2 separate regions of the Homo sapiens genome follow, and region 1 is linked to region 2. A link is a contact called in ENCODE Hi-C or POLR2A ChIA-PET data. All regions are on one chromosome and are shown on one strand. Each heading gives the region's core, a stretch centred on a gene start or an enhancer-like site at or near the end of the contact. The rest is flanking DNA. Distances are from core to core; before and after follow the strand shown. Region 1 overlaps LOC105370265 (a long non-coding RNA gene). Region 2 overlaps LOC105370265 (a long non-coding RNA gene).

Region 1 (4,365 bases), core at 1,026-3,525, 34 kb after region 2:
GTCTCAAAACTGAAATCCATAAATAGAAACAACCAGTGGACTCTAGAAAAATAGTGGTTTATCATGGGAAGCAGATTCCCAACCAGAAGATTTCACATTAAGCTGTGTTTGAATGGAAAAGAAAAATAAATATAAAACTGAAAGAGTCAACATAACAGATATCAACTCACAATCGGGAGAAACACTTCGTATCATTGTTACTAGGGATGACTAATCCAATAAATGTCTTAGCTAACACCAGCTGCCCATAATCTAAATATACCAGCAACCATTCCCAGGCCTACAATGTGCGTACATGCTATTGAGAAGTATCATTCTATCAAAGCCTAAGGAGCCTCAAAGCTCATTCAGGTCTGAGCCTGAACAAGCTGCAAAACATTTCAAACCTCTCCAAGGTGAATTAAAGCTCCAGAGAAGGCAAATTAGAGGGGTGACTGAGATCCTCTCATTTAATGCAAGAATCCCTCTACAACAGTACATATCCACTGATCCAGCAGCAGGGAGCTGGGCAAGGCTGCTCCAACAATGCTTGTCAAGTTTTAAATACTGGGAAGCCACTCCTCATACTAAGTCAAAACCTCCTCTCTGTCATTCCTACCAAAATATGCCTAACCTTTCTTGCAATGACAAGACTTCAACTACAGGAAGACAGCTATCATGTTGCCTACTCAGTCATGTCATCTACTGTCTTCCTCATAGGACATCCTACAGCCTGAATATGTTTTGCATCTTTCTCCTCGTCACTTTTGTGAAGTGATACAAAAATCTAGAATTTCCAAAAAACATACCTGCTTCCTTTTCCTACTATATTTCTTTTTGTGACAGGTGTTTATTCCACTTTGTAGTCTCTCAGAATTGAATAAGTGAACCAGTATACACAATAATAAACACTCACCCTGATTTTTTTTTTTTGTCATGAGTTACCATTTATACTGCTTTGTGTCTGTTTAAACTATGCTCAACTGATTTCCTCTACCCTTGAGTCTCCCTATATCCAATCTCCTCCATTCAATCATTCTTGCCCTGTGGATTAAGTTCAGGTAGCAAATGCCTCTCTATTCTACAACATCTAATTGATCCTGCCGGTGTGACATTTCAATCTCGGCTTCATCTGGAGAAGCAGCGTCATGTGAGATGGTAAAATACTATAGAGAAAAAAAAAAAACAGAAACAGGAAAAGCTTATTAACCTTTGAAACATGATAGTACATTCTGTGCTTCTCTTAACACCTGATCATTTTCTAAGCCCTACAACTTTCCATTTATTATGCCCTAGGTGACTAAGTGATGCTTTTACAAACAGAATGTGAGATGCTGTTTTGTTTTTGTGTAATTTTGTGGCAGTTTCACAAACTCGGAGAGATTGGAGTAATGATCAACTATGAAACACAAGACCTGAGTTCCAAACACCATGCTGCTCTGTCAGGACATTTCTATGTTGTTATGTAGATAGCTGATGCTAAAATGTAACTCCAAAAAGTGGAATCCTAACCTCCTCTGAAAAATCTGAGTTATAATCCCAGGTCAGAACAAAGTGTCCAACATAGAGCTAGCTTCTGCTATATATAGCACCTTCGCATCTCTTAACTCAGTTATACTTCAGAACGTCCTGCCAAGACCAGGAAAATGGGCTCCATTTCACCAATGAGGTCACTGAGGCTTGGAGACTTGTGACGTGATGAAGCTCACCTAAGTGCCAGATAGAGTTAAGATAAGAAATAAATCAACAATTGATTCAGTATACTACATTCTTCAGCGTTTGTCACAGCCCCTCATTTGTGAGGTCTAATATTACAAAAGTTAACTACTTTTTGTTTTGCTTCGGTTTTTGAGACAGGGACTGGCTCAGTCACACAGGCTAGAGTGCTGTGGCACAAACACAGCTCCTTGAAGCCTGAACCTCCCAGGCTCAGTGCCACCCCCACACACCTGTCCCCAGTAGCTGGGACTACAGGCACATGCAACCTTGCCTGTCTTTTTTTTTTTTTTTTTTTTTTTTTTTTGTGGTGGGTGGAGGGGGTAGAGATGGGATCTCCCTATGTTGTCCAGGCTGGTCTCCAACTCCTGGGCTCAATTGATCCTCCTGCCTTGGCCTCCCAAAGTGCTTGGATTACAGGTGTGAGCCACCATGCCTGGCCATAAAGTTAACTTCTGCTTTTACTTGCCTTAGATTTTGACAAGTGATATAAGCAGAAGAAACAGTGAGAGAGGAAGAAATTTCCTAAGATGGCTGCAAACATATGTCCTAAATGACACAGCACCAGGGCACTGCCCGGCAACCAACCTTCCTCATGGCCTCAGAGAACTGTGGTAGTGAGAGGCCATTATATGCTGCTGATGACACATGAACACCACAGGGTTCACTTAGCATCTGCTGGTGGCCACACCTCCTTCTTCTTCTTGCTGCAGAACCCTGACTCCAGATACTGTTTTAAGTGTGTGTACAGGACCCTCGAAATACTGGATCTTGAAATAATAACCAATTTTCCACTTTCTCTGGGTTGAGGTATAAAAACCTATTTTTAAAATGTTTGATGGGAAAAAGGGAGAAAATTTTTTCTTTCTTGTTTTTTGAAAGCATGGGGAAGTTTCCCGCTGAAATTTTTTTAGAAAAAAAGAAAGGGAAAAAAATGCATGGAGGTAGGGGGACAGTTTTGCTTCTGAAATTTTCCAGATATTTCTGAACCTTCATACCACTTACTCTGGGATTAATCACATGAATATCAAGAGCCTTTTTTAGGTAACTAAGCACAGAACAATTTTCTAATCTCTGCTTTGCCATTTTCTTTATAATTGTGGGCTAGTGACATATGTTCCTTCATCTATAAAATGGTGATAATATTAGCCTACTCCAGGGAGATTCTGTAAGAATAATAGAAGAAAAGCCTTTAAGCCCAGCTTTAGCAACCACCCCCATAGACAGAGGCTTCTAAGGGACTTGCGAGGAGTAAGAGGGAGCAGAGGGAGTGGGAACGTGGCAGAAAACGCAGAGAGAGAAGCCCTGCCCACTTTATCCAAGGTAAAACATCCTAGCTTATCTCTTTCTAACACAAGCTCTCTCCCATGATTAAGTCCACTTTCTGGTCCAGCAGTTTCTCCACCAGACCACATCCAGTTCCCAGAGAGCTATTATCCCTACATTAAAGTTCCTTGATTAAGATTTTGTTTGAAAAGTCCACATTTCTATTTATGCACTGCTGCTTTCAAAACTACACAGCAGGGCCAGGTGTGATGGCTCACACCTGTAATCCCAGCACTTTGGGAGGCTGAGGCGGGTGGATCACCTGAGGTCAGGAGTTCGAGACCAGCCTGACCAACATGGTGAAACCCCATCTCTACTAAAAAATACAAAAATTAGTCGGGCATGGTGGCAGGTGCCTATAATTATCCCAGCTACTCGGGAGGCTGAGGCAGGAGAATCACTTGAACCCAGGAGGCAAAGGTTGCAGTGAGCTGAGATCACACGACTGCACTCCAGCCTTGGCAAAAGAACAAAACTCCATCTCAAAAAAAAAAAAATGCCAGGTGCGGTGGCTCACACCGTTAATCCCAGCACTTTGGGAGGCCGAGGAGGGTGGATCACCTGAGGTCAGGAGTTTGAGACCAGCCTGACCAACATGCTGAAACCCCGTCTTTACTAAAAATACAAAAATTAGCCAGGCATGGTAGCACATGCCTGTAATTCCAGCTACTTGGAAGGCTGAGGCAGGAGAATCACTTGAACCCGGGAGGCAGAGGTTGCAGTGAGCAGAGATTGCTCCACTGCACTCCAGGCTGGGCAACAAGAGTGAAACTCCTTCTCAAAAAAACAAACAAAAAGACTACACAACGTATGTTAATGCTATGGCTAAAGATTCAGTCATTAAGAAAATTACAGTAATGTGGAGTCTGTTGACTTTTCACCTTGGAGACCAAACACATTACTATTCACTTCCTGCTTTAGTTGTTAAATGATTGGCAAGCTCATAAAGCCCCGTATCACTAAGACAACAGCTGAGAGTAGACCATCTTGTGATTCTTACATACACAGTCAGCCTTGGAGGTGATAAAGTAATATTCACCATTGGACAACTGAGGAAAACAGAGACTAACTTCAGCTGAACACTATCGTGAGAGAATTGTAAAAAATAAAATAAAATAAAGCCACAACTTCATTGAATTTAAGAGGAAATTACACAAAGTAAACTTCTTTTTGCTTATCCACTTAAATAATATTTAACGCTACTAGTAGCTTTGAAATGTCCACTCTTATACTAAAAGCAAACGTAGTTCACAGAGAATGTATATCAGTAATAACAGATCAAGCCACTAACAAAAAAAATCAAAATTCAAAACATAGAAACATAAGAGGGTTTTTTTAATCATA
Region 2 (4,343 bases), core at 221-2,720:
TCCCTCAACTCCTAAGAACAGCAATTATCATTTGGAGTCACATATTCTAGCTATTTGCTCTCTGTACATATACAAAGCCCCTTCCAGCTTTACAGTTCTATGATTCAGTGTTGTCACCTTCTGATTTAGAGTAAAAGTTTGTCAAAGGAAGGAGGCCAATCTCCTCTTTTATACTTCTCACAAATTACTATAATGTCATGCTCAAATTATTTGTTCAAATCATCTTGGATTAAGTGGAAGTTTTATGAGTGTTTCTTATACTATTCTTGCAACCTTTCTATATGTTCAAAAAATTTGAATGGTTGGGGAAAATAATCTTTGATGAGAAAAATCGGGGAGGTGTTGGATATGTCTATTACCTTGATTGTGGTGATAGGATCACAGGTGTTTACATATGTCCAAACTCATTAACATGTATACATTAAATATATGCAGTTCTTTGTATAGCATTATACCTCAATACAACTAATAGTCTGTGATGAAAATTCAAGGAATATAACCAATATTTTTCTCCCTCTGCTATGTACCAGATGCTCCTTAATCCTTCCAAAAAGCAGCCCTTTTAGATAGGCCCTTTGATCATTTTATAGGTGGGAAACAGGCATCTCAAAATCATGTCCAAGATCACGCAGCTGAGAAGTAGCAGATTCTGGATATGAATTTAACTCCTTATGTCGTTTCCACCAGACCATGTAGCCTAAATATTACTTCTCACTGGTGTACAGCTGGTGATTAATAAATGCTTATTGAATTGAATTAACTGTACAGAGATGAAATCACATGGCTATCTACCCAGGGAAATTATAATAATTATAGAGATTAAATTTTATTGAGAACTATGTGCCTGGCATTGCATCAGATAAGCCTTTATTATATATCTCAATTAATTGTCACAAAATTTGTTTTTGACATAGCTACAATTATGTTCCTCATTTTAAAGATGAGTGAAATAAAATCCAGACAATTTAAGTAACTTCTCCAAGGCCTTTGTTTTTCAGCCTATTTTCTGTCTTATCCATAGTGAGTCTATTCTATTGATCTGTCCTCAAATTCACTGGTTCAGTCCTCTATCATCTCCATTGTGCTACTGAGCCCATCCAGCTAGGTTTTACTTTGGTTACTGAATTTTTTCAATTCTACAATTTTCATGTTTTTTTAATGACTGCTACTTCTTTGCTTAGATTTCCTAATTTTTTATTTGTTTCAAAAGAATTTTTTAATTGTTTCTGGGGAACTTTTATAATGACTGCTATAAAATATTTGTCTGATCACTTCCACATCTGCTTGCTTCTCTCATGCATGTTGTGATCTTCCTGGTTTTTAGAATGACACATGACTTTCTATTGTATTCTGGGAATTGTAGATATTCTATTATGAAACTCTACACCCTATTGAATCTTCTGTTTTTAGCAGGAAGTCCCCTTGGGAAGTGCAGTGCAAGGGTTGGGTGGGTGTGTACTTCCAAGTTCCCACTGGGCCCTGAAAACCCTCCCTTGGCAAGAGTGGGACACTGACTCACACTGCTTCATTGCAGATAGGTTGTTCCTATTCTGCTTCCTCTTCGGCTCTGGTGACACCTTCCTGGTGAAACAGGACACCAACTCCCACCCCACTGGGCTCCACTGACACAAGGTAAGGAGAGGGAGGGAAGCAGAGCACCAACTAGCCTGCCTCCCATCACATAATTCTGTCTTGTTGCTACTGGATGGGGGTGGATGCTCAGCTCCCCACTTGGCCCCACTAACACCAGAAAAAAAAGTGCAGCACGGATGAACCCCAGCATGTACTTAAGTCTCATTGCTGCTGGGTCTAGATGGAGACTCAAATCACCACTGGACCCCACTGACACCAACCTGGCAGGAGAATTGCACAGCCTGGTTTCATTTGGTCCTGCTAGCACCATCTGGTAGGAGAATGGAATCTTCTGCCCAGCAGGGGGTAAGGGGTAGAGGGGCATTTTTCCATTGGTGGTTGGCATTTGTCTAGAGTAGGGTAGGTACTGCCAAAATGCTTCCTGGTCCTTTGCCTAGAAACAGGCCTTTGTCAGAGCTTTTTATGTCTGTGCCTGTTTGTGGCTCTGGTTTAAAGGCTTCTACAGCACCTGTGCAAGATACTCAGGAGGAAATAAGAGAGCCCAGGAGCTCACCACAGTGCCATTCCTCAGGTCCTGAAGTCCTGGGCAGCTCGGCCTTCTTTCGCTTTTCAAAGACTTCCAATGCTGGTGTGTTGTATTAAGCCCAAGATTTTTAGTTGTAAAGGACCTACGAGGAATGTATCTACCCCATCTTGGAGGAACCAGAACGATCTAAGGTCTTATAAACTCATAAATAGTGAGGCCAGAATTTGAACCCAGGATGTCTAGTCACAGGAACTGTTTTTTGTTATGCTAAAACTAGTAATAATAAAAACAATTATATATTAGCTTGCTAGGGCTGTCATAATAAAATACCACAGAGCAGGTAGTATAAACAACAGAAATTTCTTTTCTCACAGTTCTGGAGGCTAGAAGTATGAGACCAAGGTGTTGGCAGGGTTGGTTTTTGCTGGGGCCTCTCTCCTTGGCTTGTAGATGGCTGCCTTCTTGCTATGTTCTTATAGGCTTTCCTCCATATGTGTCTGTGTCCAAATTTTCTCTTATTACAAGGCTAGTCACATTGGATTACAGCCCACACAAATAACCTCATGTTAATTACCTCTTTAAAAAAACCTCTTTCTAAATACAGTCTCCTTCTGAAGTACTGGAGGTTAGGGCTTCAACATGAATTTTTGGAGGACACCACTCAGTGTGTAGCAATATGTTATATAACATTATACTATATAGAACAGTATGTTACATAAATGCAGGATATTATAGATATGTATTATATATCATCTGAGAAAAGTAGCCTGAATGTACAATTGGCTCTTGGCATCAGGGTGAATTCACCAATTTGCACATTAACCATGACGAACACCCATTTCCCTGGCCATTTTCCTGAATAACAGGCAGGCAAAGAGTATAGCTGATTGCATGTATGGAAAAGGGAAAAGCTATTGCCCCCTCTAAGCTACTTGGGTTGACAGGAAATCCATTGGCTAGGCCTCCCTTTTTTTCTGAAAAGACACCCCATGGTGTGGCTTCTCCTCTCTTGCCCTGGGAAGGTGACAGTGCTGGAAACACCCAGTGCCTCTTAGCTGCTTGTTGGGGTGATTGGTGATCTCACCGCAAGTCCTGGTGCGTCATTCCCACAGTCACTCCAAAAGCTCAGTCACCCGAAGTACAGCAGCATCCAACAATATGGAACAGTTTTCGCAATGTAATAGTAAGATTCAGAAGTAAGCACCAAAACACTGCATGCAGCATGCTACTCTTTTTATAAAGTCAAACATCATTAAAACAAAACTACATAGACTTTGTAGAAAAACTATATAAATACAATAAACTATATTTTTTAAAAAGCAAGAGAATGATGAATATGGGATTCAGAGTGATGGCTGCCTTTGGTGGGTAAACATCCAGACAATGAGGTGAGGACAAAGCCATGTAACAGGTGAGGCCTAGTAACTGTGAGGATGCCAGCTTTGGTTTTTGGTTGGTGGGTTCCAAGATAATCACTGCATTATTTGAAATAACAAAATAAAATAATGATTAAATAAATAAAAACGGGGGAAACTGGGTTGCTAAGAGTTGTTGTTGGTCTTTAACTAAGAATTGGGATTATGTATTACTTTCTTCTCTCCTTTTCCTCCAATTACTAAAGAATTCACTGTGTTTCTCAAAGGATAATAGTTTTTCTATAAACATTTTTAGTTTGTAACTGCTCAAGCCAACAAATAGCAGATCAGGAATCAGTTAGGCATATCCTGAGTAATTTTTACCTGAGGAATTTTCAAGCCTAGAAACTCCCAGCCCTAATCTCAGAGATTCTGATTCGACAGCAGGGATGAGGTCTGAGAATCTTTATTTTATGCTGAACTCCAAAGCTATCTCCTAGGAAGCCGTCCTGCCTTCAACGTCTTGATATAGTACATCTCATACATTGTGCACTCACCCTCTAAAATTTCATTTTTATCATATTACTGTTTCTTTGAAAATCTTTACTGTTTCACTATTGCTTGCCAAACCTAAATCCTCTGCCCACCTGCAAAGTCCTCTGCAATCTGGCACCACCGTAATTACCCAAAGTAATCTTACATGTCTTCCATAGTCATAGCTAGATACAATCAAGCTGTTTTCCCCTTGCCACCAATGGGAGTTCATTAGCGCCTCTGGCCTATTTTCCTGTGGCCTTTTCCTTACCTGGAAATCCTTCTCTCTCCTACACCTCTTTAGATTTGGCAAATCTTTCCAGGCCAGATTCAAC

Evidence for each region. A loop is a pair of places that touch in the nucleus more often than their neighbours do. ChIA-PET counts read pairs that join two places held with the same protein, here RNA polymerase II (POLR2A). Pooled maps may share reads with other maps.
Region 1: a map of heart right ventricle shows a loop between it and region 2 (3-fold over the local background). The contact joins two enhancer-like sites. A Hi-C loop is called at or near these places in 4 of 168 maps with a recorded cell type or tissue (Right ventricle myocardium inferior, heart left ventricle and heart right ventricle), 1 of 37 single-sample maps with no recorded cell type and 2 of 50 pooled maps. POLR2A ChIA-PET finds 5 or more read pairs at or near these places in 1 of 52 experiments (activated T-cell).

The regions. Positions count from the first base shown.
Region 1 is chr13:76,795,933-76,800,297 of GRCh38, forward strand. The region is part of intron 1 of LOC105370265 (a long non-coding RNA gene); the gene reads right to left. Among named protein-coding and RNA genes, the nearest start is that of KCTD12, 88 kb to the right of the region's middle. RefSeq lists an enhancer at 2,307-2,426. Within about 2 kb of position 2,276, at least 2 of the 41 ENCODE cell types and tissues checked have a DNase peak (open chromatin) inside an H3K27ac peak, as active enhancers do.
Region 2 is chr13:76,763,126-76,767,468 of GRCh38, forward strand. All of the region lies in intron 1 of LOC105370265 (a long non-coding RNA gene), which reads right to left. Among named protein-coding and RNA genes, the nearest start is that of KCTD12, 120 kb to the right of the region's middle. Within about 2 kb of position 1,471, at least 6 of the 41 ENCODE cell types and tissues checked have a DNase peak (open chromatin) inside an H3K27ac peak, as active enhancers do.